Linked DNA regions of Mus musculus: region 1 is linked to region 2. Evidence: chromatin loops called from intact Hi-C (ENCODE). Cell type or tissue: heart. All regions are shown on one strand. Each heading gives the region's core, and the rest is flanking DNA. Links, peaks and the distances in the headings are about the cores only. Region 1 holds the start of Dnajb1 (DnaJ heat shock protein family (Hsp40) member B1). Region 2 has its middle 8.0 kb from the start of Scoc.

What was found. Peaks named below come from ENCODE experiments on the same cell type or tissue, not always from the same donor. Only the 100,000 strongest peaks of a DNase experiment are listed, where the experiment ranks them.
Region 1: it touches region 2 in a loop (2.9-fold over the local background); 8 of 42 quality-filtered maps call a loop at or near these places.

Annotation. Positions count from the first base shown.
Region 1 is chr8:83,606,511-83,611,884 of GRCm38, forward strand. It overlaps Dnajb1 (DnaJ heat shock protein family (Hsp40) member B1), which reads left to right and starts at 1,665. Exons shown (of 3, transcript NM_018808.3): 1 at 1,665-2,032; 2 at 3,304-3,884; 3 at 4,079-5,374. The coding sequence starts at 1,822. The coding sequence ends at 4,309. Gm42029 (a long non-coding RNA gene) reads right to left here and starts at 1,340. Exons shown (of 3, transcript XR_878996.2): 1 at 1,260-1,340. In heart, for the core only: a CTCF peak has its summit at 2,205; DNase peaks (open chromatin) are centred at 1,681 and 2,161; H3K4me3 peaks cover 3,291 bases; H3K27ac peaks cover 2,428 bases.
Region 2 is chr8:83,448,004-83,453,377 of GRCm38, forward strand. It overlaps a transcript of Scoc not described here. Among named protein-coding and RNA genes, the nearest start is that of Scoc, 8.0 kb to the left of the region's middle. In heart, for the core only: CTCF peaks have their summits at 2,152 (motif pointing right), 2,355 and 3,299 (motif pointing left); no DNase peak of the experiment used is centred there.

The DNA.
Region 1 (5,374 bases), core at 233-5,232, 160 kb after region 2:
CATGGCAAGAAACCTTAGTAAAGCCCAGATAGGCCCAGCCAGAGGCACACCTGCACTTCTCCGTTAAAATCACCCCGTAAATGTGAAGCACTCCCATGTCCTGTGCTTTCCTTGCCTCTGGGACAGCTCTTCTGTTCAGTATGTACTTTGATTTCTAGTCACCTATTTTGAAGGCAGGCTGGCCTCACAGGGAGTCCTCGTGCAGCAGCATCCCTGCACTAGACTACAGGAATATGCCACTGTGCCCAGGCTGTCGCTATCTCTGTATCTTTTTGTTTGTTTGTTTGTTTTTGTTTTTTTTCGAGACAGGGTTTCTCTGTATAGCCCTGGCTATCCTGGAACTCACTTTGTAGACCAGGCTGGCCTCGAACTCAGAAATCCGCCTGTCTCTGCCTCCCAAGTGCTGGGATTAAAGGCATGCACCACCACTGCCAGCTCACTATCTCTGTCTCTGTACCTTTAAAGACACTTTCTCTACAAGTGTTCCCTAGCTCCAAATCCATGGGGAGGCGGGGGGCAGGGCTCAACTGGTTCGGTTTTCATGGGGTCAGTACAGTTAGGAAAATCAAAACACATACACCACACACAGCTATACCATTAACGGAAGGCTAAAGTCATTTTTCTCAGGGGTGCCTAGGGCAAGGGTTATCTGACTCTCCTCCTACAGAGCTTCCAGAAAGGGAATGTCAACAGTTGTCCACTAAACAAGATGATTAATCATCTCTTTCAAGAACACCCTTTGTCCCTTGTCTTTAACAAATGCAGAATAATGTCAACTTCACCATATTCCACGACCATTCCCTTTGTACAGATGACCACACTGAGACCAGAAAAGCTACTCTACCAACCCAAGGTCACACAGCCAGAAAGTGCTAGGATGAGAGTCAGTCTTTCATGCACTTTCAGGCAGTCCCATTCCCTGCAAGAACCACCAATGACTATTCCAGCTTCTCTATGCCTTCCAATATCTGAAGCTCTCTCCTCTTCCTCACTCAGCTCCGTCCTTGACCGCCATCATCCCAGACTTACAAAACCAAAAGCAAAAAGCTATACTATATCAAAGTATTTGGAAATATTTACGAAGCACCCAGTGGATCTTTAAAAAAATCACGCAGCCCTGGTGGTAAACTCAGACGGCAAAGGAAGTGACAAGTATCAGAACGCCAAGAGGCGAGCTAAACCCAGTAGGAATTAGTAGGAAGTAAGATAAACCGGAGAGGCAGCCCGACTGCAGCAAGCCCAAGGCAGACCAGTCTCACCTCGCTTTACAGTAACGGCCTTACGGGAAAAACCAAGGGCTACGGGCAGAAGAGGGCGGGGTGCCTATTTTTATCCCTGGGTTAGAGCAGGAAAGCTTAGAGGTACTTGTCAGGTAGCTACCACAAGTCACGCAGCAGAACCTCCCAGCCGGCGATAACCTGGGGGAAAGGGTGCGGCCTTTCGGAGAGGCCCGTCTCTGTAGCCCCGCCCCTCTTCGCGCCTCCACCTGTCCGCAGAGAGAGAGAGGGTTGCGATTGGCTGGATCCGCTACGGAGGCGGAACCCCAGCAGCCGGCGCGCGCGCCCGAGGAAGGCGTTGACCAGAGTAGAGAGGGAAGGGGCGTGGCCCCGCGCGGAAAGCCGTTGGCAGCCGGGTCCCACCCCGGATGTGCTGCGTCACGGAGCGGGCCGCAGCGATTGGCCGGTGTCGTGCGGCGCATCGGGAGGGGCGGAAGGTTCTGGAGGGCTGGCGGGATCTGGAAGCTTCCGCCGGACGGGTATATAGAGTCCGGGACGGGGCAGCAGCGGAGCCGGAGGCGGCGACAGCTGGGCGGCGGTGGCCATGGGCAAGGACTACTATCAGACGCTGGGCCTGGCCCGCGGCGCGTCCGACGACGAGATCAAGCGAGCCTACCGCCGCCAGGCGCTGCGCTACCACCCGGACAAGAACAAGGAGCCCGGCGCTGAGGAGAAGTTCAAGGAGATCGCCGAGGCCTACGACGTGCTCAGCGACCCGCGCAAGCGCGAGATTTTCGACCGCTATGGAGAGGAAGGTACGTGTGCGCGCGGCCGGGGTGACCCGCCGTTTGACAGGCGGGGAAACCGAGGCACTCGGAGCCTCTCCAAGACCTCGGCCGGGGACAGGCATTCCGGGGATCTAGCGGCGGCGCCGCCTCCTTCACCCTCTGATCCGCGGCCTCAGACAGGAGGAGGAGCTCTGGGCGCGCCGCTGGCACAGAAGCTTCTAGCACGTCTGCCGCAGCCCCTCCCGGTCGGTCGCCTGCACAGCGCCGGAATGGTGCAGATGGAGGGCGGCGGTCGCGATGGGAATGAAAATTGCCCGAGTATTGATTCTCTTTCCTAGCCGCAAGCTCAGTGTTCGCTCACCCAGGGTTGAGCCTTTTTGGTAACAGTGCGTAGGAGCTTCTCTGTAAGATGGTAACAGCATAGCTGGGAGGATGGAGCAGTCACGTAAACCTGGTCGCACCGAGATCTAGAGGCCTTACTACCGAATATGTTGTCAGGAAGTAAAACGGAGTAGTGTGTTTCTTGCTCCTATTGCCATTGGGAGTTAAAAGACTTGAGATTCGTCCTTGACTAACAAGCTTTTTAATATATACATAAAATCCCTCCCGCTATAGTTCCTGTGGCCTTTTTACTAAGAGCAAAACTTGTTGAGCAGAGTGCGGGGGCTCACACCTCCACATGGGAAACCGAATTAGGAACGCTGTGAATTTGCTTCAAATCAGAGCTACAGGGTAATAAGCTCCTGTTTCCAAAGGAACCGGATGTTGTGACAATCCCCCCTCTGGGGTATTTGAGTCAGGAGGATTGCCTTGAGGCTACTCTGGACGAAAGTTTGTGTGTTACGTGGCATTGACAGTAATACATGCAAAAGGAACAAAATGTGACCATTTATTTGAGACAGGACCTCACTGTTGCTGGAACTTTGTTTTTCAATTTATTTGAGCGTGTGCCTCCGTGTATATGTGTATACCATTCACATGCTTCTAGAGAAGAGGGCATTAAAGGTCCCGGAACTAGAGTTAGACCATGGTCTGCTGCTATGTAGGTGTTGGAAATTGAACTTGGTTCTTCTGCCAGATGAGCCAGTGCTCTGAGCCATTTCTCCAGCACCTCATGGTGGAGCTCTGGCTTGTCTGGAACTTGCAGAGATCAGTCTGCACTTGTCTTGAGAGTGCTGGGGTTCTGAGCTCTTTGTTTCAGGGGTTTTATGTTTTATAAGTGTGTTGAAGTGTTGGGGGTGGAGGGAGGTGGGGCTGACTCTCCAGCAGTAACCCTGACTTGTGGTTTTGGTTTCCAGGCCTGAAGGGTGGTAGCCCCAGTGGAGGAAGCAGTGGTGGTGCTAATGGTACCTCTTTCAGCTACACATTCCACGGAGACCCCCATGCCATGTTTGCTGAGTTCTTCGGTGGCAGAAACCCCTTTGATACCTTTTTTGGGCAGCGCAACGGGGAAGAAGGCATGGACATTGATGACACATTCTCTAGCTTTCCAATGGGTATGGGTGGCTTCACCAACATGAACTTTGGACGTTCCCGCCCTTCTCAAGAGCCCACCCGGAAGAAGCAAGATCCTCCAGTCACCCATGACCTTCGGGTCTCCCTTGAAGAGATCTACAGCGGCTGTACCAAGAAGATGAAAATCTCCCACAAGCGGCTGAACCCTGATGGAAAGAGCATTCGAAATGAAGATAAGATCCTGACCATCGAAGTGAAGAGGGGCTGGAAAGAAGGGACCAAAATCACCTTTCCCAAGGAAGGGGACCAGACCTCGAACAACATTCCAGCAGACATCGTCTTTGTTTTAAAGGACAAGCCACACAATATCTTCAAGAGAGATGGTTCTGATGTCATCTATCCAGCCAGGATTAGCCTTCGGGAGGTAAGGTGCTAGGTGGGTGGAGGAGTCATAAAAAGAGATGGCTGCTGTGAGAATAATGGGTTGTGGGGTTGGGGGGGCTTTGGAGTGGGGTGTCAGCGGGCCTGGTCTGGTAGACCTGACCCTTCTCCGGACGGTCTGGAGGAGTGAAGCTCCTAAGCCAGCCACTGCCTGACACTGTCCTTTTGCTTCCCTAGGCTCTCTGTGGTTGCACTGTGAATGTCCCTACTCTGGACGGCAGGACCATCCCTGTTGTATTCAAAGATGTCATCAGGCCTGGTATGCGGCGGAAAGTCCCTGGAGAAGGCCTCCCTCTCCCCAAAACACCTGAGAAACGTGGAGACCTTGTTATCGAGTTTGAAGTGATCTTCCCGGAAAGGATTCCCGTCTCATCCAGAACCATCCTGGAGCAGGTTCTTCCCATATAGCCACCTGCACTCCTCAAGGACTGAGCCAGGGGCTTTCAGAGCTGCAGATCTCCAGACCGTTCCACTGGTTGCATACTGCGGGAGGGCCCAGGGAGGGCTTTTGCTCTGCCGAATGTTTTCCACAGAATATATTACAATCTTTCAAAGTCGCGCACTAGACTACAGTGGTTTTTCGAGCGATAGGCAGGCGGTGGGAACAGCAGCCCTCCTGGAATGGACCCACCCTCTGCACCCCAGCTCCTGCCCAAGGGTGTGAGGCAGGCCTGCAACTGGACTCTTGCCCTCTGTTGTCCTTAGTCTGGCTGTCATGTGACAGTGGTCCGCCATCTCAGTTGCCAGACCCTGTGCACTAGTCAGTCTCCACTGTGTGGGAGGTTCTTGTTTTATCTGTATTTGTCCCATGCCTTGTTCCTCCTCCCCAGAAGAGTCCTGTCTTGTCTTGGCCATCTCAAATTGAGACCAATTCCCTAGGACTGCCAGGCCAGCATCACAAGCAATACCTGGTTGCAGGACCACAGGGCCAGCCTCCTTCCAGGTTCTGGGGCCTGGCCAGCCAGGAGATCCCCTGGACCTCTGGCTCCATTGACATCAGATGGCTGGCTTACAGTCACAGTACTTGCTGGTCCAGAGGTAGACCTTGGCCACACCTGGCACTTCTCAGAGGCACAGGTGATTTTGTGTGTGTGTGTGTGTGTGTGTGTGTGTGTGTGTGTGTGTGTGTGTGTGTAATGGACTCTGAACTCTAGAAGGATACAATCCTTTTGGATTTTGCACAGTCCTAGATCTAATCCCTTTTGATAAAAGGGTCTTTGCTTCTGATGAAAGGAGCACTGTGGAACGTATGTAAATATGTTTTTATAATTCCATTGGAAGCTGGTGTGCACTCAGACGAAAGCAGTCCCTGTCAACTACTGTCCAGGGCTGTGATGGGATCAGACCTGGGCGTGAAAGTATCTGTTCTTTGGAGCTAGCCTGGTGTTCTGACCATTCAACTCATTGTAAGTTGCCACTACCAACACAAGACCAAAGTGTGTGACTTGTCATTATGCAGTGTGACAGCATTAA
Region 2 (5,374 bases), core at 204-5,203:
CCAGGGCAGAGGCACAAAAGTGGGAACATGCCAGTTCCATTTTTTAAATATTTTCCGCAACAGAAAAACATAGATATTTACAATTCACAACAATAGCAAAGGTACAATTATGAAGTAGCAACAAAAATAAATTTATGGTTGGGGGTCAGCACAACATGAGGAGCTGTGTTAAAGGGTCATAGCATTAGGAAGAATGAGAACCACTGAGCTAAGAGTAAACATGGAAGATCAGAGTGGACACAAAAGGCCTTAACAGATGCTCAGAAAATCCTGCAGCGAGACAGACTGAATCACTGGGATTCCTACCCATGGCAAGGAAACTTACGGTCTAAAGCTGTAAGTTCTACAAGTCCATAAGGTACAAAGGACCCAGTGTAGACAGAATCGTTCCTCAAAGGAAGAGAGGGCACACCCTACATTATCTCAACACTTATTTTTAACCTAATTTAATGAAATCAATAATGGTGTTGGTATAAAGATGTCCATACAGAAACAAAACCGAATAGGGCCAGGAAGAAGTGCACGCATTGATTCATATAGCTAACTGATTCTCACAGTGGTATCAAAGCAATCTCATGGAGAGAGGCTTATCTTCAACAATAATGCTTCAACAACTAGATATCAATATTGGGAGGTAAGCCTGAACTTGTACCTCACAGCATACACACACACACACACACACATACACACACACGCACACAAACACAATGTTAATTCAAATGGACATGGTCTAAAATGAAAGCTTAGATTATCAGTTTTTAGAAGATAGAGAAATCTTTATCAGAATTATACTGGAAAATCTTTTTTAACTTTTTAAAAAGATTCTATTTATTTTATGTATCTGAGTGCTCTATCTGCATGCACACCCGTGTGCCAGAATATGTATGAAGTGTTGCTTTGAAGAGCACAGAGAAACCAGGGTTATAATTTTACAACAAAATGGTCCCACTAGGTAGCAAAGCTCTAAAATGCTGGGTTGCTAAAAAGATTTTCTTCAAATTGTCCTAAGTCTCATTGTAATCTACGAGCTGAGATAGACTCTCAGTAACCCTGTGAGATAAAAGAGGTCAGTTTTTGGAGTTCCCTCAGCTTCTGTCAAAGTCTGGGATCTTAAACCACTTGTGAGCTGATGGGCATCTTGTTTTACGGCTGCTGAGAGGCCTGGGCGAGAGACTCGACCCTCCTTACACCCCTGCATGAACTTCATTCTGGGTTCCCCGTCCACGTCTCTGGGTGTCGGGAGGCTGCAGCCGGCCTCCATATGTAGTGTGTTGTGATACAGGGCCAGAACCTTGATCTTGGAGATCTATTGCTTCTCCAGAAAGTGTAGCAAGCTTTTCTTGGCCCAGGGCTGGCCCAGGCATTGAACAGTTACTCTGGAAACACTGTCCATTGAAGTCTGAGAAAGGGCTTCATACTCTTGATATGCCCACAAAAATACAGTGACCCCCAGGGTCCATGGCCCCTAGAGTCCATGGTAGCACCTCTCTCAGGAACCTTCTACCTGACTTGACTTCAGCTCTGTGGCAAATTCCTGTCCCCACCCCTCCATTATATAGCCCTAGGGAAATTTCTCCAAATGTCTCAGCCCGGGAGGGTTCTTTAAGTTTAAAAAGGAGAAGTCCACTAGCCAGAGGCTGGGCACGCATCAGCAGGAGTGATGGCACTTTAGGAATGCCTGTGGCATGAGTCAGGTGGCCTTTTGTAGCTTACTCCTTCCTGGCCTTTCTTTTACACCATTTAATCTAACTTCTCCACACTTCCAAGTAAGAGCCTTGGCTGGGGTGAGGGCAGTTGGTAATTTACCGAGCTAGCATGAGGACTCGAGTTCAGTTCCTATGACTTGTGGAGACAACCCCATGTGTGGTAGTGAGCACTTTTAATTCCCTTGTTGGGGAAGAGATTGTTAGACCCAGGCTGGGTAGAGACTGTCTCACAAACACTAGATAGAGTGGGCCCCTTAAGGTTGCCCTGTGGCCTCCACAAGCACACTAGAACAGGGATATGTGCACCAACACAGAAACGCATGCACATATGGGGGTGTGAACAAAAACCTACATGTGATTTGTTTTAAACAATTGGCTAAACTGATCATTTCTAACCACAGGGAAATAGGCCCAAACCACCCTCTGCTTGTCCTGGCAAAGGCAGAAAGTTCTGAAAAGCCTTGCCACTAGGGGGCCAAGGCTGGTCTAAAATCCAGCAGGAACAAGTTTAAGTCTTAAGAGAACTTAAGCTATGGGGGGGGGGGGGAGGGGGGGGGAAGAATTCCTGAAGTTGAGCACAGAATCCAGTATGCCTCAGACTCATTCCCAACAAGAGTCATGAACCTGGGTTTTCCTTGTGACAGTGTGAGTGGATCACAAACAAGCAGCTCTCAGTGGGAGGGAACATAGTACACGTCTCTCTCATCCACAGACGAGACATCTGCCTGGATCATTGGTACAATGTCTTTTCCATCCCAAGAGCTTTATGCCAAAATAAATGTTACTAGATATTTGCTAACAGCTCTCATAGATCACAGTCCAATCAGCAGTTTAACATTTCATGCAAATATATTTGTGGTTCTCCTTTAGATTTGGTGTAAAAGGCCTATCATGTCCCCTTAGTGCTGTATTAGGGAAATGACAGCCCTAGGCTCAGGCAGACACATGTTATAATCCCAGCACTTGGGAGGCAGTGTCAGGAGAGCTACAGATTCGTGACCAGCCTGGACTACATGGGCCGACTGCACCTCAAGTCTCTGTCTTAAACAAAGCACATTTACCTTTGCTGTGCCACTTCAGACTACAGAAACAGAATTCAGGTTTTCCCTTTTATGTCCTCAGGGAAAACAGGATAAACAGAAGGGAAGTGTTCTGGCCTGCATGCATAGCAACTGGAGCTGAACAGAAATCCCTGCATCTGATTTCTTATATTCCTGTGTTCTGTCTACAAATGGAGCTCCACTGCCCAGCACCTAAATGCAGTCTTGAAACTCTGTCTGGATGGGTATTCCGCCCTGGGGTCTTCATTTTTCTGAGTTGAGAGAAGCATGGGTGCTTGGCATGAAGGGACAGCACTGGGTTGCCACACTGTCTTTTCCCCTGAGAGTTCAAACTGCTTTCTATCAAAAAAAAAAAAAAAAAATCCCACTGCTTCTCACTGCACCTGGCAGAGGGGCAGAGAGCTCCAGAGGTGGTGGCTGTCCAACTTCATAGAGCATGCAAGGACAGCTAGGGGTTAGGGGGAAGTAACCTCAATAAAAGAAAGAGCCCTAAGGTCTCCATGTTGGGGATGGCACACTACTGACCTCTAGTGGTAAAACTAATTCAAAAACATTTCTTCATACGCAGAACTTTATGCTTCATAATTTATTCATACGTTATGTGACATTTTCTGCTTGTTAAATGACCTTGTCGGCACAGGGAGATTTGTGTTTCTCTACTCAAAAGGCATGATTTTTTTAAATTTCTGATAGAACATTTTAGCCGGTGAGTTGTCAAAAAGATTTGAGAGGTTTTGGGGTTTTTGTTGTTGTTTTCCATCCTGTGTAGAAAATGAGATCAGAAGAATAAAGTCCCCCCGACTCTCTGCAGGATTGAGACTGAAACTCTTTTTTTTTTTTTTGAAACTATGAAACTGTTTTCTTCCTTTTATTTTGAAAATGGTATCATTGGACAAGAATCACAGTTAAATGGAAGTTATGGTTTCATTGTAGAATAATGGTATATAAAAAGTACACTGTCTATTTTTTTTCATTTTTTATTAGGTATTTAGCTCATTTACATTTCCAATGCTATACCAAAAGTCCCCCATATCCACCCACCCCCACTCCCCTGCCCACCCACTCCCCCTTTTTGGCCCTGGTGTTCCCCTGTACTGGGGCATATAAAGTTTGCAAGTCCAATGGGCCTCTCTTTCCAGTGATGGCCGACTAGGCCATCTTTTGATATATATGCAGCTAGAGTCAAGAGCTCCGGGGTACTGGTTAGTTCATAATGTTGTTCCACCTATAGGGTTGCAGATCCCTTTAGCTCCTTGGCTACTTTCTCTAGCTCCTCCATTGGGAGCCCTATGATCCATCCATTAGCTGACTGTGAGCATCCACTTCTGTGTTTGCTAGGCCCCGGCATAGTCTCACAAGAGACAGCTACATCTGGGTCCTTTCAATAAAATCTTGCTAGTGTATGCAATGGTGTCAGCGTTTGGATGCTGATTATGGGGTGGATCCCTGGATATGGCAGTCTCTACATGGTCCATCCTTTCATCTCAGCTCCAAACTTTGTCTCTGTAACTCCTTCCATGGGTGTTTTGTTCCCAAATCTAAGGAGGGGCATAGTGTCCACACTTCAGTCTTCATTCTTCTTGAGTTTCATGTGTTTAGCAAATTATATCTTATATCTTGGGTATCCTAGGTTTGGGGCTAATATCCACTTATCAGTGAGTACATATTGTGTGAGTTTCCTTGTGAATGTGTTACCTCACTCAGGATGATGCCCTCCAGGTCCATCCATTTGGCTAGGAATTTCATAAATTCATTCTTTTTAATAGCTGAGTAGTACTCCATTGTGTAAATGTACCACATTTTCTGTATCCATTCCTCTGTTGAGGGGCATCTAGGTTCTTTCCAGCTTCTGGCTATTATAAATAAGGCTGCTATGATCATAGTGGAGCATGTGTCCTTCTTACCAGTTGGGGCATCTTCTGGATATATGCCCAGGAGAGGTATTGCTGGATCCTCCGGTAGTACTATGTCCAATTTTCTGAGGAACCGCCAGACTGATTTCCAGAGTGGTTGTACAAGCCTGCACTCCCACCAACAATGGAGGAGTGTTCCTCTTTCTCCACATCCACGCCAGCATCTGCTGTCACCTGAATTTTTGATCTTAGCCATTCTGACTGGTGTGAGGTGGAATCTCAGGGTTGTTTTGATTTGCATTTCCCTGATGATTAAGGATGTTGAACATTTTTTCAGGTGCTTCTCTGCCATTCGGTATTCCTCAGGTGAGAATTCTTTGTTCAGTTCTGAGCCCCATTTTTTAATGGGGTTATTTGATTTTCTGAAGTCCACCTTCTTGAGTTCTTTATATATGTTGGATATTAGTCCCCTATCTGATTTAGGATAGGTAAAGATCCTTTCCCAATCTGTTGGTGGTCCTTTTGTCTTATTGACAGTGTCTTTTGCCTTGCAGAAACTTTGGAGTTTCATTAGGTCCCATTTGTCAATTCTCGATCTTACAGCACAAGCCATTGCTGATCTGTTCAGGAATTTTTCCCCTGTGCCTTGTCTGGAATAACAAAAAACCTAGGATAGCAAAAAGTCTTCTCAAGGATAAAAGAACTTCTGGCGGAATCACCATGCCAGACCTAAAGCTTTACTACAGAGCAATTG